Regions from separate parts of the Homo sapiens genome. Here region 1 is linked to region 2. Evidence: read pairs that join two places in POLR2A ChIA-PET (ENCODE). Cell type or tissue: CD4-positive, alpha-beta T cell. All regions are shown on one strand. Each heading gives the region's core, and the rest is flanking DNA. Links, peaks and the distances in the headings are about the cores only. Region 1 overlaps SARNP (SAP domain containing ribonucleoprotein). Region 2 overlaps DGKA (diacylglycerol kinase alpha).

Region 1 (8,331 bases), core at 30-8,029, 140 kb after region 2:
ACTAGGATGACAGATGTGAATCACTGTGCCTACCTAGCTGGTTTTTTTTGTTTATTTTCTTCTTGGGACAGGGTCTTACTGTGTTGCCCAGGCTGGAGTGCAGTGGCATGATCATGGCTCATTGCAGCCTCAGCCTCCCAGACCCAAGTGATCTTTCCATCTCAGCCACCTGAGTAGCTGGGACTGTAGGCACATGCGACTATGCTCGGCTAATTTTTTTTTTTCAATAGCCTTACTGAGATACAATTCACGTACCATACAATTCATTCAGTATACTTGTTAAAATATTTTTTGTTTGTTTTGAGATAGGGTCTCCCTTTGTTACCCAGGCTGGAGTGCAGTGGCATGATCTCGGCTCACTGCAGCCTCGACTTCCTGGACTCAGGCCATCCTCCAGCTTTAGCCCCTCAAGTAGCTGGGACTACAGGCACATGCCACCATGCCTGGCTGTTTTTGTATTTTTAGTAGAGATGGGATTTCAACATATTGTCCAGGCTGGTCTCGAACTCCTGGACTCAAGTGATCTGCCCACCTCTAGCCTCCCAAAGTGTTGGAGCCAAAACATTTCAAATCAAATCAAATCAATTTAGAAAAATGGGATAAGATTTTATGTTAGTTCCTATTTTAAGTTTTAAAAGGTTTTAGTTCTGCTAATGTAATTGTGCTGAAATACGTGCAAAAAGAAATTACATCATTTTCAGCTGTTTTATGTTTTTATTCATCTGTTTCTCATTCATTCATTCTTTTGAGGCCAGGTATTGCTGTGTTGCCCAGGCTGGAGTACAGTGGTGTGATCACAGTTCATAGCAGCCTTGACCTCCCAGGTTCAAGCGTTCCTCCCACCTCAGCTTCCCTAGTAGCTGGGACCACAGGCGTGTGCTACCTTGTGTGACTAATTAAAAAAAAAATTTGGCTGGGCGTGGTGGCTCATGTCTGTAATCCCAGCACTTTGGGAGGCCGAGGCGGGTGGATCACCTGAGGTCGAGAGTTCGAGACTAGCCTGACCAACATGGGAAAACACTAAATTAGCCAGGCATGGTGGCGCGTGTGTGTAATCCCAGCTACTCGGGAGGCTGAGGCAGAATTGCTTGAACTCGGGAGGTGGAGGTTGCGGTGAGCCAAGATCACGCCATTGCACTCCAGCCTGGGCAGCAAGAGTGAAACTCCATCTCAAAAAAAAAAAAATTGTAGGAACAGGGTCTCACTCTGTTGCCCAGGCTGTTCTTGAACTCCGGGGCTCAAAGCTGTCCTCCTGCCTCAGCCTTCCAACTTGCAGGGACTACAGGCATGAGCCACCATGCCCAGCCTCTATTTTCCTTTTAAAATAATGTCTATTTTCCTTTTAAAATAACGTCCTAGTATATGAGAAGAACTCACTATATAACAAAAGAAGTAATACAACTATGTAAAAGCTGTGTGTAGGCTGGGCACAGTGGCTCACGCCTCACTACAAATGATATATGTAAATGTTAAGTGATCTGTAAGTGCTGGGATTACATACGACTTTTATTTTCCTCTAAACTTTTCAGAATTTTCTAACTATTCTACAGTGAACATAATACTTTTATAACAAACAAAAAATTTAAAGTGTAATTAAGATCAAAAGACTTGTTCTCCAGGAAGTGGGAAGAAAATAATGTATCAGTGTGAGAAAGATCAAGATTCTTAAAAAAAATTTTTTTTTTTTTTTTTTTGAGACAAAGTCTCGCTCTGTCACCCCGGTGGAAGTACAGTGGCACGATCTCGGCTCACTGCAAGCTCCGCCTCCCGGGTTCACGCCGTTCTCCTGCCTCAGCCTCCTGAGGAGCTGGGACTACAGGCGCCCGCCACCGCGCCCGGCTAATTTTTTTTTTTTTTTTTTGTATTTTTAGTAGAGACGGGGTTTCACCGTGCTAGCCAGGATGGTCTCTATCTCCTGACCTCATGATCCGCCTGCCTCGGCCTCTCAAAGTGCTGGGATTACAGGAGTGAGCCACCACGCCCGACCAAAAATTTTTTTTAATAGAGATGGCATCTCATGGTGTTTCCCAGGCTGGTCTCTAACTTCTGGATTCAGGCAATCCTCCCGCCTTGGCCTCACAAGGGGCTGGAATTGTAAGCATAAGCCACCAAGATCAAGATTGTTACTTAATAAATGGACATTAAAGATCACTTATAATGTTACTTAAGGCGTGGTTCACAGTCCTTGGGGTGCTGGTCCATGAACTAGCTGTTCCTGGTTAGTAGTGAGATAAATACAAAAACCGAGTGTAAGCTTTTAGAAAGTTTTATAGCAGTTTGATGTCACTGCTATATCCAAGTCACTACGCTCATTTTTGTAGTAATTGATTTTTATTGTTATTGCGAAAGTATTGCTCCGTGACCTGATTGGAATATTGTAAAAAGCAACCTTATCAGCCTACCTATTTAAAAGTACATTGAGCTGGGCACAGTGGTGTGTACCTGTAGTCCCAGCTGGAGGTTCGGGTGGGAGGATTTCTTGAGTTCAAGAGTTTAAGTTCAGCCCGGGCAACATGGCGAGACCACTGTCTCTAAAAATAAATAAAATAAAAAATGCATTGATTTGTGAAACTCTCAAATCTGAGACCAGTGATTTAGTACTTAATAAATATAAAGCATTTTTTGGCTGTCAAGCACTGTTCTAAATGCTTTATAAAATTCTTGATTTAAGGCCGGGCGCGGTGGCTCATGCCTGTAATCCCAACACTTTGGGAGGCGGAGGCAGGTGGATCACAAGGTCAGGAGTTCGAGACCAGCCTGGCCAATATGGTGAAACCCCGTCTCTACTAAAAATACAAAAATTAGCTGGACATGGTGGCATGCGCCTGTAGTCCCAGCTAATCGGGAGGCAGAGGTTGCAGTGAGCTGAGGTCGTGCCATTGCACTCCAGCATGGGTGATAGAGCGAGACTCCGTCTCAAGAAATTTTTTTTTTCCTTTAATTTATGGTTCACACCTGTAATCCCAGAACTTTGGGAGACCAAGGCAGGTGGATCACTTGAGGTCAGGAGTTTGAGACCAGCCTAGTCAACATGGTAAAACCCTGCTTCTAGTAAAAATACAAAAATTAGCCAGGCATGGTGGCACATGCCTATAATCCCAGCTACTCAGGAGGCTGAGGCAGGACAGTTGCTTGAACCTGGAACGCAGAGGTTGCAGTGAGCCGAGATCATGCCACTGTACTCCAGCCAGGGCACCAGAGCAAGACTCCGTCTCAAAAAAAAAAAAAAAAATTTTTTTTAATTTAGTCTTCATAACAACCCTATGAAATAGGTACTGTTATCATTCCCATTTCACAAGTAAGGAAACTGAGGCATAGAGAGGTGAAGTTATTCACATAAGGTTACAAGTAGTAAAACTGGAATTCAAACCTAAGTAGTCTGGCTTCAGAGGCTATGCTCTCCAGTCACTCTGCAGTCATTTTTTTTTTTAAAACTGGCAAAAGCCTTAAAAATAATTTTTTTTTTTTTTGAGACAGAATTTTGTTCTTGGCATCCAGGCTGGAGCGCAATGATGTGATCTCGGCTCACTGCAACCTCTGCGTCCCAGGTTCAAGCTGTTCTCCTGCCTCAGCCTCCTCAATAGCTGGGATTACAGGCATGTGCCACCATGCCTGGCTAGTTTTGTATTTTATATTTTTATTTTTATTTTTATTTATTTTTTTGAGACAGTCTCACTCTTTCACCTGCTGGAGTGCAATGGCACGATTTTGGCTCACTGCAACCTCCGCCTCCCAGGTTTAAGCAATTCTTTTGTCTCAGCCTCCTGAATAGCTGGGTGAATATAAGCACCTGCCACCATGCCCAGCTAATATTTGTATTTTTAGTAGAGACAGGGTTTCACCGTGTTGGCCAGGCTGGTCTTGAACTCCTGACTTCAGTTGATCTGCCTGCCTAGGCCCCCCAAAGTGCTGGGATTACAGGCGTGAGCCACCGCACCTGGTCTAGTTTTGTAGTTTTAGTAGAGACAGGGTTTCACCATGTTAGCTAGGCTGCTGTTGAACTCCTGACCTCAGATGATCTGCCCGCCTTGGCCTCCCAGAGTGCTGGGATAACAGGCGTGAGCCACTGTCCCTGGCCTAAAAATAATTTTTAATGGGTGATTACCTACCATGTTCCTCAGTAGAGGTTGCTTTCAGCTTGTTGGGTTGGGCAGTTCTGTTCATAGCATCCCTGCCTGCCCGCCCCACTCACTAAATGCTTTGCTAGTCGTTGTAATATGTTTTATTTATTTTATTTATTTATTTTTGAGACGGAGTCTCGCACTTTCGCCCAGGCTGGAGTGTAGTGGTCGATCTCAGCTCGCTGCAAGTTCCGCCTCCAGGGTTCACGCCATTCTTCTGCCTCAGCCTCCCGAGTAGCTGGGACTACAGGCGCCTGCCACCACGCCTGGCTAATTTTTGTATTTTTAGTAGAGACGGGGTTTCACTGTGTTAGCCAGGATGGTCTCGATCTTCTAACCTTGTGATCCACTCGCCTCGGCCTCCCAAAGTGCTGGGATTACAGGCGTGAGCCACCGCGCCCGGCCATTGTGATATGTTTTAAAAAACTCTCCACTTTTCATTATGAAATGTTCTCCTAGCTGAAAAACGTAGAGATGCAGAGCATCCTCCATAGTTGTAAAATTTTTTGTCTATAGGAGTCTGCCTTCTAGCTTCTACTGATTGGTCATAGATCTGTACTCCAAAACAAAAAAGGTCATCTTTCAGACCAAAGATCTATCTGTGTGTTGATCTGCATATAGAATTTCTGGAGCCTTTCTTTCCTGCTTGTTCTCCTGGGTCAGCATGTCGTTGTGCTTCGTAAAATAAGAGTATAGAGCCCAGTAAGGCCATTACATCGTTTATTATGGAGTCTATATTTCAGTTACCTATGACTTATAGGTAGCAAATCATACTGTTAACCTTCTTTGCCTAAAATTCTGATGTCTTTATCCTTTGAGTTACTATTGAGCCAATCCTCCCTTACCCAGTTTTTATATAACTGAAGTTTTGAATCTAAGTGTAGGAAGTTATATGTATACCTTATTCCTACTAAATTGAGTCTTTGTTTTGGCTTATTATTAGTCCTGAAGAAGTGTTTTTTTTTTTTTCTGTTTCCGTGTTGCATTTTTTAAGCTTAGTTATGTCAATAATCCATCAATTCTCCTTCCTCCTATTGTCTGTAAAATTGATGAACATAGCTTTTATATCTTTAGATAAGTTAAATCTTCAGCAGAACTCTATGGTATGCCATTAGATATTTCTTCCCATTTTGACACAGATCCTTTAATCAATTCATTGTTCACATTAGCTAATGCATCTACCTAATTCTATGGTGGTTAGACCTGTATGCATGTATATGGTAGATTGTAATAACGGATCTGGGATAATAAGTGGTAAGGAGAATCTGCTTTTAGATCATTGGATTTTCTACTTGAAGGTTCATTCTTCCAATATGCTGGCTGCCACAGTAGTCTTAAGAAAAAAACCTTTTTCCCCCCTCAGAATATTTAGAAATAACTAGAGATTTGTGACAGTTAGTAGGTATACAAATAGATGAGGTTTTTTATTAAAGTGTGATGTTTATTCTTCAGCATCTGTTAGGCAGTTCCTCTTGTATATTGAATATCGTTAGAGGAAAATGGATCATCTTTGTGGACCTAGAGCCTTGGTAGAATTAAGGGCAGTAATTTGGGATGGAACTTCATTTTCTTTTTTTCTTTTCCTTGTGGGAACTACCATTTTATTCACTGGTGTTCATCCTGTTAACTAAGGAAAAGTTTTATTTTTTTCCCCTCAGCTTGCCGAACTAAAGCAAGAATGTCTTGCTCGTGGTTTGGAGACCAAGGGAATAAAGCAAGATCTTATCCACAGACTCCAGGCATATCTTGAAGAACATGGTGAGTACTTTGTGGAGGCGGAGTGATGTGAGTGAGGGGATTTTCAGGCTTTGACACTGAAAAGATTTCTTTTTTTTTTTTCAGGTCATTAGCAATGTAAGCTCTTAATTAACGGCATCAAGAAAACTCTCTCTTTTTTTTTTTTGAGATGGAGTCTTGCTCTGTTGCCCAGGCTGGAGTGCAGTGACGCAGTTTCAGCTCATTGCAACCTCTGTCTCCCGGCTTCAACCAATTCTCCTGTCTCAGCCTCCCAAGCAGCTGGGACTACAGGCGAGCACCACCATGCCTGGCTGATTTTTGTATTTTTAGTAGAGACGGGGTTTCACCATATTGGTTGGGCTGGTCTAGAATTCCTGACCTCAGGTGAGCCACCCGCCTCAGCCTCCCAAAGTGCTGGGATTACAGTTGTGAGCCACCGCGCCCAGCCATCTTGTACAACCTACATCTTAGGTTGTACAAGTCCTCTATCTAATTTTTATTTACGTATTCCCTTTTATTTCTATTCCTCATTTCACTTTCTCCCCAACCCATTTAGGCACCCGTTCTAATGTGTTTGAATGTATTTTTTTGGTGTTTTTCCTGGTAAACTATGTAGTGTTGTTTTGTAGAATGTTTTCATTTATATAATTGGTAATTACATAACTGGCCATAGCCTTGCTTTATTTCTCATTTTTTTCACTAAGTATTGTGTTTTTTTTTTTTTAAAGATGCGTCCATGTGGAATGTGACTGTGTAGTTATCTAGTCTGTTGATTCTAATTCCTGCATAGCATTCAATGATGGATAACCACACATTTTACTTAATTCACTCGGTGACAGAAAATTTTATTGCCACCAAGCCTCTGCTACTATAAGTGATACTACTTATAGTATACTATATGTATATAATAGTATATAGTATATATTATACTATGGGTTGAGTGTTATATATTTGAAATGCTTGGGACTAGAAGTGTTTCAGATTTTAGTTTTTTCGGATTTTGGAATATTTGTGTATATATATAATGAGATATCTTGGGGGTGAGATCCAAGCCTAAACACAAAATTTATTTGTTTCTTATCCACATATCTGAAAGTAGTTTTATACAGTATTTAAAATAATTTTGTACATGAAACAAAGTTTTGACTGTGACCCATTGCATGAGGTTAGGTGTGGGGTTTTCCACTTGTATCATATCAGCCTTCAGAAAGTTTTAGATTTAGGAGCATTTTAGGTTTTGAATTTTCAGATTGGTGATGCTTAACCTGTAGGATATAGTATACTATATCCTATATACTAATAGTATATAGTATATTATTATGAACTACTTATTTTATGCTCTTATGTTCCTGTGAAAGTCTTTTTGGGGTATATGCCCAAGAATGGTATTGCTAATTAATATTCATAAATATATACTTAATGTGACTAAGGACTCCCAAATTATTTTCCAGAATTGCTCTGTAGATCTGCAGTCTCATTACTAGTACATAAGGGTTCTTGTATCTTCACAAACCTAAACTTGGCACTGTCCTATCAAGTGGCCTAAGTTTTGCTAATTTGTTGGCTGTTTTATGTTCTCCATGAAAAAAGTTTAAACATTTCACAATTCTTTGGGTTTCTTCTTTGCCCATTTTTCTGTTGAGGTTCCCATAATTTGCCTGTTGGCTTGCAGGCATTTCTTTTATATTCTAATAACTATTGTTTTGTTGATTTTAGGCACAAATATCTTCTTTGGCTGTGCGGGGTGGTTCATGCCTGTAACTCAGCACTTTGGGAGGCTAAGGTGGTATGATCTCTTGAGGCCCGGAGTTTGAGACCAGTCTGGGCAGCATAGTGAGATCCCATCTCTAAGAAAAATAATAAAATTAGCTGGGTGTGGTGATGTGCACCTGTAGTCCTACCTACTTGGGAGGCTAAGGCAGGAGGATCCCTTGAGCCCAGGAGGGGGAGGCTGCAGGGAGCTGTGATTGTGCCATTGCACTTTATCTGGGCGACAGAGTAAGACTCTGTCTCAACAAAAACAAATGTCTTGTCATTTGTCTTTTAAGTTTCTTTGTGCTATCCTTAAGTAGAAGTACTTAGTTTTGAAAAATCTTCAATTTTTCACCTCTTACTTTTGGTTCTGGGTTGTTTTTCTTTTAAACAAATCTTTCCCCACCACTAAATCTCAAAGATACTTTTCCACATACTTTTTTTGTTTGTTATTCAAGACTGGGTCTTGCTCTGTCACCCAGGCTGGAGTGCAGTGACATGATCTCAGCTCACTGCAGCCTCTGCCTTCTGGGTTCAAGTAATGTTCCCACTTCAGCCTCCCCAGTAGCTAAGACTATAGGCGCACACCCCCACACCCAGCTAATTTTTTTATGTTTTTTGTAAAGACGGGGTTTCGCTGTGTTCCCCAAGCTGGTCGCTTGAACTCCTAGGTTCAAACGATCCACCTGCCTCTGCCTCCCAGATTGCTGGGATTACAGAG
Region 2 (8,331 bases), core at 238-8,237:
ATAGGGTGTTTACCAGGATCTTGCTGTCTTTGTTCACCTTCTCTTACCTCTTTCTCTGGGTAATCTCAGCTACTTTCAGAATGTCAATTACCACCTAGGAGCAGATGACTCTCAAACATGTATCTCCTAAAATATTTGACTTCTCTCCTAAATTCCTGACATGTATTTCTAACCACCCACCACAACATCTCCACCTGCCCCAAACTGAATTTTTCTTCCTTAAACTGGTCTTCCTCCTATATTCCCTGTCTTAATAAATGCCACCCCAAGGTTGGGCACGGTGGCTCACGCATATAATCCCAGCACTTTGGGAGGCAGAGGTGGGCGGATCACCTGAGGTCAGGAGCTCGAGACCAGCCTGGCCAGCATGGTGAAATCTCGTCTCCACTTAAAATACAAAAATTAGCTGGATGTGGTGGTGGACACCTGCAATCCCAGCTACTCGGGAGGGTAAGGCAGGAGAATCGCCGGAACCTGCGAGGTAGAAGTTGCAGTGAGCTGAGATTGTGCCACTGCACTCCAGTCTAGGCAACAGAATGAGACTCTGTCTCAAAAAGATAAATAAATAAAAATAAATAAATGAATAAATGAATAAATAAATGCCACCTCCATCTGCTGAATCCACAAACCTAGGAAATGTCCTAGACTTTTCTCTACCTCCTTCTCCACAACCTATCAGTTATCCAGAGCTGTGGCTTCTACCTCATTAACTCCACTGCTGCTGCCTTGGCTTCTGTATTCATCATCTCTTGTCTGGACTACTGCAAACAGGTAATTTCCTATTCTGTCTCCTTCCTACAATCCATCTTCCACAGAGCTCCCATAGTGATAATCCCTTCAATCCCCCCTCTTCGAACCTTATGATTTTTTCAGTGTCAACATGTTTTCCTTTTTATTTTTTAATTTAAAGTCTCACACTGTTGCCCAGGCTGGAGTGCAGTGGTGCAATCATGGCTCACTACAGCCTCGATCTTTTCAGCTGAAGCAATCCTCCCGCCTCAGCCTCAGCTGGGACTATAGGCATGTGCCACCATGCCTGGCTATTTATTTGTGTGTTTATTTATTTTTAGAGATGAGATCTCACTGTGTCAGCCAGGATTGAGTGCAGTGGCCCAATCATAGCTCATTGCAGCCTGAAACTCCTGGGCTCAAGGAATCCTCCAGCCTCCACCTCCTGAGTTGTTGGGACTACAGGTGCGTGCCACCATGCCCAGCTAATTTTTTAAAAAATATTTTGTAGAGACTTGGTCTCACTTTGTTGTCCAGGCTGGTCTCCAGCTCCTGGCTTAAAGCGATCTTCTGACCTTGGCCTCCCAAAGTGTTGGGATTACAGGAATCAGCCACCGTGCCCAGCCCAACATACATTTTCATTAGTGCTACATTTATATCCTTATTGTCATGATTCAGGTTGAGTTAGCAGAAAACTGCAATGTTTTCTGCTAACTTGTTTGCTTGTTTATGCTAACTTGATTTTTGTTTGCAGAATACAGGGAAGACATAAAATATGTAATTTCAAAATATCTAATATTATAAATGAAGAAGTCAGATGTTGAGGATCTGAAAACTGGTCAAAGAATTGGTTATATGTCTATATATAAAACAAGTTATAATGAGCACTCAGAGATATTTCTTCCTATTTGTTCTTTTAGTTACATCTTTTACTTACATCGAGTTCCCCCTCACTGCTGCTTGTTTGATTGAGTTAAAAAAAAAAGAGAAAAGAAAAAAAAAGAGTTTGCTCATAGTTCAGGGATTGCACACTCAAATACCTGAGTGGCTTGAATGGTAAAGTGGGTTGGGCATGGTGGCTTACACCTGTAATCCCAACATTTTGGGAAGCCTAGGTGGGCAGATCACTTGAGGTCAGGAGTTCAAGACCATCCTGGCTAACATGGTGAAACCTCGTCTCTACTAAAAATACAAAAATTAGCAGGGCGTGATGGCACACACCTGTATTTCCAGCTATTCAGGAGGCTGAGACAGGAGAATCACTTGAACCTGGGAGGCAGAGGTTGCAGTGAGCTGAGATGGCACCACTGCACTCCAGCATGGGCAACAGAGCGAGATTCCATCTCAAGAAAAAAAAAAAAGAAAGGGAAAGTGAATAAGTGACTAGCAGGGAGCCAAGGGGATTGTGATAAACTGAAGAATACATGTCCCACTTAGAAATAATCAAGTACAAAGAAATTGAAAACACTGCAAGGCAACTAATACAAAACAACACAAAATCATTACTGTGGGCTGTCAGCTTGCAATCTCTGACAGGATAAAATTAAAAACTCCCTGGCACAGTATTCATAACCCTCCATCATCTGGACTCTGCTCAACTAGTCTTCCCTCTCCACATTTTCCACCTTTCACCCTATGTCCCAATCATGATGAATGACTTACAGTTCCCCCAATGCACCACCATGTTGTTTGGTGGCTCCTCTGGCCTTACACTACTTCCTCCACCTAGAATGCCTTCCGCTGCCCTTAGCAGATCTCTATTCCCTAAGATCTCCAGCAAGATCTTAGAGCTGGACCCTGAACCCAATAACCTCAACTCCAAGATTCCTCAAACACAATCTGCCCTACACTGACCTCTTTATCTACCAATACCATCCCTCAAACTCCTTCTGTTTGAAAGGCATAAGAGATTAGAAATGGGAGAGCAGTTAGGAGACTATTGCAATACTCTGAAAGAAATCATAGTGAATTAATTAATGACTACCTGGTTAATTGTTTGAATGAGTGAATGAGTCATGACCTGCTAGCTCCATCATTCAGCATCTGGCTTAGCTCTTATACAACCTTCCTTATTCACACATTGTTCCCCACCCCCATATTCCTTGATTCTCTGAGCCATAAGAGTTGGTTGGGAGAAACATAAAAATATTTACAGGAAAGGGGACTATCACCCTTGACCCTTCTAGGTTCAGATTGTGGTCCCTGCTTCTTCCAAAGCTCTCTTCTTTTTGGACATTCCACTTTTGTATCCACCTGTCTGTGCCCCTCTTCTTCCCCAATCCTTTCCATACCAGATGCCTAGTTTCTTCTCTAAGTGCCTTTCCCTTCCTACACAACTCCTCTCAGCCTACAGCAAAACAATTTCTAACCACTTACCTCCTCCCCATCTTAGGCATCGAGCCAGATCATTTCCAGTACCCAGGGGCAACACAGCAACAGGAGGCAAAACTGGCAAGTTAGCTTTGTCTGCGGAGGCAGGTGAAGAGAAGGATGGAGTGAGTTAGCTCTGCAAGACTACGACCCCAATACCTTCCCCACGCCCCTCCCTGCACTGACCAATGGTCTCTAGAATCCAGCCTACTGTGCCGTCTCCACCACACACCAAAATCCGGCTATCAGGAACATCCTTGAATAATCGGAGCCTGAGACAAAGGGGAGAGAGAATATGAAGAAGGATAACAGGACTGAGGCTACCCAAGTCCTGAGCAGGCAGATTGCTTCTTGTCTCTCATTCCGTAGGACCCTCCTCCTTTTTGTCAAAAGACTTGAGTTTCTATGAAGGTCACAGAAAAGAACAATGGGGAAAGTTATAGCCACTCCTCAGTGGTTAGGGAAAAATTGGATCTTCATTCTTTGAGAGCAGGACAAAGATGGGCCAGAGAGCTCGGAGGATGGGATACCCAGTGACCCTAGGGAAGGAAATATTCTGAATTCTGGCCTCTTGGGGATCTCTAGCCCTCCTCTCCCAATCTGCACTCTTTCCTGCACTCTCCTAACATATACAGATACACAGACCCACGAAAACACTGTGATACAGTCCCTAACCTGTGCTCACCCTATCTCAGGACCATCCTTTAGGAGGTTGAACACCTGTCGAGGGTTTAATATATACTGGAACTTCCAGAGCACCCTGTGTGTGGGAAAAAGAAAAGTTCATGGCAGGCGCGGGGGTTGGGGGTGATCTTCTGAACCTCACCCTCTTTGTGTGTTCCTCAAGGTATGCCCCTCCAGACACACACATCCCCTTCCACCTTCTAAGTGTTGCAGGCAGGCCCTGCCTCTCATCTTAGAAGACCCAATATATTTCTCCTCACCTTTGCCCCTGCTTCCCGCCACTCTTAGGATTGACAAAGACGAGAAGTGGGTGGGTGTTAGGAACAGGGTCAATCTGCATTGGGGGAAGAAAATAAGGACAAAGAAAGCAGGATTTTGTCAGAGTTAAGGTGGGCCCAGGAGACAGGGGCAGAGGGCTAGCATTCCACCAAGATATTTCCCCCCTCCCTCCTGTTTCCCTCCCCTTCCCTCCCCTACCATGGTGGAGTTTCTGGAGAGTGAGCATCAACCGCTCCCCACCAGGCTCTCCCACTTCATTCCCACCCATGAGGGCTCCAGTGAAAAACCTGCCCCCATCATGAAGCCCAAGACTCTCAGCCCTGTACCCGCAGAGCCTCAGAGGTGCTCAAATTTAAATCATCCATGGTCTTCTGGCTTGTTTTGCTATTTTTACGATCCGGTCCAGAGGCCTGGGAGGGGAAGAAAGTAGAGGGAAGAAAAGCTGTATTGTGCATGAATCCCTAAATAGAGGGGTCTGACTTGAATCCTAAAAGTATGAGCTCTCTATTCTAAATGCCACTCTGTGCGTGTGGGAAATCGGGGAGGCACTCCTGTCCCCTCCCCGCTGCTGCCGAGGGTCTCACCAGGACACTGGGATAGATGGAAGATGGAGGCAGGATGTGATCCCGGAGCAGCCCACAGTCACACTCATGGCCCACCGCTTGCAGGCAGTCATCGTGGATCTGAAAGACGAGGTGGGCACAGAGAGATCACGAAGGTAACCCTGTCTCCTCTCAACCTGGCAGTCTGGGCTGGAAAGAGCCCTTGGGAGCAGGGGCAACTGTGCCTGTAAAGGAGGTGTGGCCGGAGGCCCGTGGAGAAGGCAGCTCTGCGGGGTAAGACGCACCCAGAAGGGATGGCTCCCAAACTGACCTCTAGGTGGCACCATACACAATGCAGCCCGGTCAGACTGTGGTAGATCCGGATCTTTTTCTGACAGCGGTCGCAGCGCCCGGACTCACAGCCTCCTCGCACCCACACATGTGATTGGACCTTGGGGAGAAAGGCAGTTCCTTGTCTGGCAGGGTCTGAGCAGGACCTAGGGGAGGGAGGGGCTGAGGGCAGCAATGGGCCAAGGGCCAGGGCCAGGGCCAGGATGTAGGTGATGTTGGGGGTGGAGGCATGAGATCACTCACACCAATGTCCTTCCGAGACTTGGCATAGGTGCTGACTTCACAAGGCAGGGCTTTCATGGCACACTGGTCGTGAACAGTGTACTTACAGACTGAGGGAGAAGGAAGAAGTTGGGAGGCTTAGCTGAGCCTCTCCCCCTATTTCCTTCTTACCTGAGGGTGAGGCAGGATCAGATATGTGATCCCTTGCTTGAGGGTGTAGCAGAATAAAAGTTCGGGGTGAAGTGCCCACCTCCAAAACCCACGCCTTTTCCTTACTCTTCCTCCTAAAAGATCAGCTGCTACTGCATGCCTGCCCCACACCATCCATGTGCCAGGCAGGAACTGAGCTGGATAATGCTTGGGAGGCCCAGGTCTAACAGCAACAGTAATCATAATAGATATTTTTTATTGCATTTTATAGTATGTGCATGCACCATCTGAAGCACTTTTCTTGCACCAACTTTTTTAATGCTCACAATTACCTCATTTTCAGTTGAGGAAACTAAGGCTTAAAGAAGTGATGTGGCTTTCCCAAGGTCACATAACTAGTCAGTGGCAGAGCCCAGGATTCAAACCTAGGTCTTTTCTAAGTTTACAGCATCAAGCTCCCACAGATAGCTGGGCTGACCCTCTTCCCCTACCTCCCAGCTCCCATTACTCACGGTTACAGCTCAGTCCCTGTTTGCCAAGACCAATGCTTGACTCGCACAGATTGCAGTAGACTGGTCTGGGGAACCTCTTGGGCCTCCACATGTGCTGTCCGTCGTCCTTCAGAGTCTAGGAAGGCACAGTAGATGCTAGGGAGTGTCAAAGCCCTTACAGGGCCAATCCGGGCAAGCATAACCCAAGGCTGTCTTACTCATCCCCCAAAGTCTCTCCTACTCACCATCTCCAGACCCAGCAGCACTAGCAGTGGCACGGTGGTGGCCCCAGCCCGGACCCACTCAGCTTGAGAGACAGAGCCACTGCCATCATAGTCAATCTCTTTCATCATCTCCTGAAGAATCTGAGCACAGAGTGGAAAGGGACTTTCAGTATGAGTGGGTCTTCAGACCCAACACCTCTCCACTGCCTCTTAGGATATCCAGCCCAGCCATCCTAGCCAAGGGAACCAGGTTGCCTGTCAGAGATGAAGTAAGGCAGATGCAGGACTCACCAGGGAAGAAGGTACAAGAAGGGACATGAAGGAAGAGCTGCCTTACCGGCCTCAGCTCAGACACATCCCAATCCAGGTATTCAGCCACTCGCATCATCTGTAGGATAATTTTGTCCACTTCCTGGAGCAAAAAGGGCAAGAGCCACAGCCATATCCCCTTTACTACCACCATCCAAACTCTTTTCCAGAAATCAGTGTTCCTGGGTTCCACCCCAGATTCACACCTCTCATTCTCAGGTATGTCTGCCAAGTAAATAAATGTGTTTGTATGTTTGTAAGGCAGACCCAATTCATGTATCCAGCATTCTCTTTGAGGGGTCAAGAGCTTGGGACTTACTTTCAAATTTAGTCCTAGAGGACTCAACCTCTCCCCCCATCCTCTTCTGTTTCTTAAGACCCTGGAAGAGTTGGGGCAGGAGGGTGCAGACAAATTAACACATATTCCCTTGCCCAGCATACAGGGTCCCCAACTCACTGAGCTGTCCAGGATCCCATTTCTGTCCGTGTCGTACAGCTTGAAGGTGACTGTGGGGTGTTTTAGGGGGGCCAGGGTCAGTTTGTGAGAGATACCCAAAGAATTCATACCAGAATATGGGGGAAACAAAGAGACAGGGAGAGAGCTTTTGGGTGAGAAGCCTAGAGCCTGGGATGGGACTGAGAGAGAGACAAAAAGGAAAGGAAAACAGGCATGGACTCTACCCTCAGTGAATGTGTCAGGGGAGACAATACATAATCCATATCCCAAGGACATCCTAGGCCGCCTACATGGGAATGCACAAGACATGGGTACTGGGGTGACTATGGTGAAGGGTATTAGGTATAAATAGTCTGGGAGAACACAGGAAATGGGCTCATTCTCTGGCCCCACCTTTGTCTAGACCTGTCAGCCTTTAGGAATCCTGAAGGAATAAGGGAAAGGAGGATGGGAAACACCTCTCTCTCCCTTCACTGCCCTGCCACCTCACTTCAGAAGGGCAACTCACATTCTAACTTGTCTTCTGGCCGACCACCCTCCAGAAGGGAAAAGTAGCAGGAAACATCATTGAGACACACCACATCTGGTTACAAAAAAGCAGATCAGAAGTCAGGGCTCCCTCCACTTTGGCTCATGTTTTATCCTTTGTTTGTCCCACCTCTCCCTTTTTTTAAAAAAAAGATTTACTGATTTTTTTGAGAGACAGGGTCTTGCTCTGTCACTGAGGCTGGAGTGCAGTGGCATGATTACTGCTCACTGCACCTTGAACTCCTGGCCTCAAGCAATCCTCCCACCTCAGCTTCCCAAAGTGCTGGGACTACAGGTGTGAGCCACTGCCCTCGACTTACCTTTCCCCTTTACCTTTCCTCCCTTTAGCTCCTAGACCAGCCTGACTATTCTCCACCAATTTCCCCCAACCTGCACAACGTGTGACTCAAGTTAATTCTCAACCCCAAATCCATACTAGTTTGATTTTTCTGCCAGAGGCTTAGCCCAGTCCTACCTGCTTGACCATACCTTTTGTCACATTTGTCTCATTTAAGCAGTGACCAGTCTCAAAGGATTGAAACAGTGCCAGGCTTAGGTGTCTGGGAACATTATCCACTTCGAGATAGATTTTCAGGAATTGCTGGAATCCCTCGTACCCAATGGCCTATAATGAGAGTGAGCATTATCCTGGGGAGTCTGCAAGGTCAGAGCTGGGGCTGAAGAATTGGGAGTAGCGGGGACAGGGATAATAAATGCAGAGCTGAGAAGCATCTGAGGCAGGAGTATGGTTTCTTTGATTAAGTCCTGAGTTAATAGAATCCCTTGTTTTATCCTAAAGCAATAGTCAGAGTGACAATGGACACTAGGGTATCTCTAGAGGGGATAGTGAGGGGCAGGCCCAGAATAATTCCTGGAAGTTGGGGATCAAAAACAAAGATGGGAAGAGTTGATCAAGAAGAAGATTTCCCAGCTGCCACTCACATCTCCTTGGACATATTTAGCCATCTCGCCATCCTCGAAGAGCTTTAGGACAT

Evidence for each region. ChIA-PET counts read pairs that join two places held together with the same protein. Peaks named below come from ENCODE experiments on the same cell type or tissue, not always from the same donor. Only the 100,000 strongest peaks of a DNase experiment are listed, where the experiment ranks them.
Region 1: POLR2A ChIA-PET joins it to region 2 with 5 read pairs; 27 of 35 experiments call an interaction of 5 or more read pairs at or near these places.

Annotation. Positions count from the first base shown.
Region 1 is chr12:55,801,177-55,809,507 of GRCh38, reverse strand. It overlaps SARNP (SAP domain containing ribonucleoprotein), which reads left to right. Exons shown (of 11, transcript NM_033082.4): 2 at 5,780-5,879. Among named protein-coding and RNA genes, the nearest start is that of SARNP, 12 kb to the left of the region's middle. In CD4-positive, alpha-beta T cell, for the core only: no CTCF peak of the experiment used is centred there; no DNase peak of the experiment used is centred there.
Region 2 is chr12:55,937,038-55,945,368 of GRCh38, reverse strand. DGKA (diacylglycerol kinase alpha) reads right to left here. Exons shown (of 24, transcript NM_001345.5): 3 at 8,279-8,331; 4 at 7,826-7,961; 5 at 7,317-7,391; 6 at 6,809-6,858; 7 at 6,380-6,454; 8 at 6,064-6,183; 9 at 5,840-5,954; 10 at 5,199-5,287; 11 at 4,936-5,055; 12 at 4,647-4,745; 13 at 4,389-4,472; 14 at 4,044-4,117; 15 at 3,785-3,859; 16 at 3,286-3,371; 1 more. Among named protein-coding and RNA genes, the nearest start is that of DGKA, 10 kb to the right of the region's middle. RefSeq lists enhancers at 4,719-4,808, 4,428-4,928, 4,929-5,429. In CD4-positive, alpha-beta T cell, for the core only: CTCF peaks have their summits at 4,727 and 4,933 (motif pointing right); a DNase peak (open chromatin) is centred at 4,938; H3K27ac peaks cover 3,587 bases.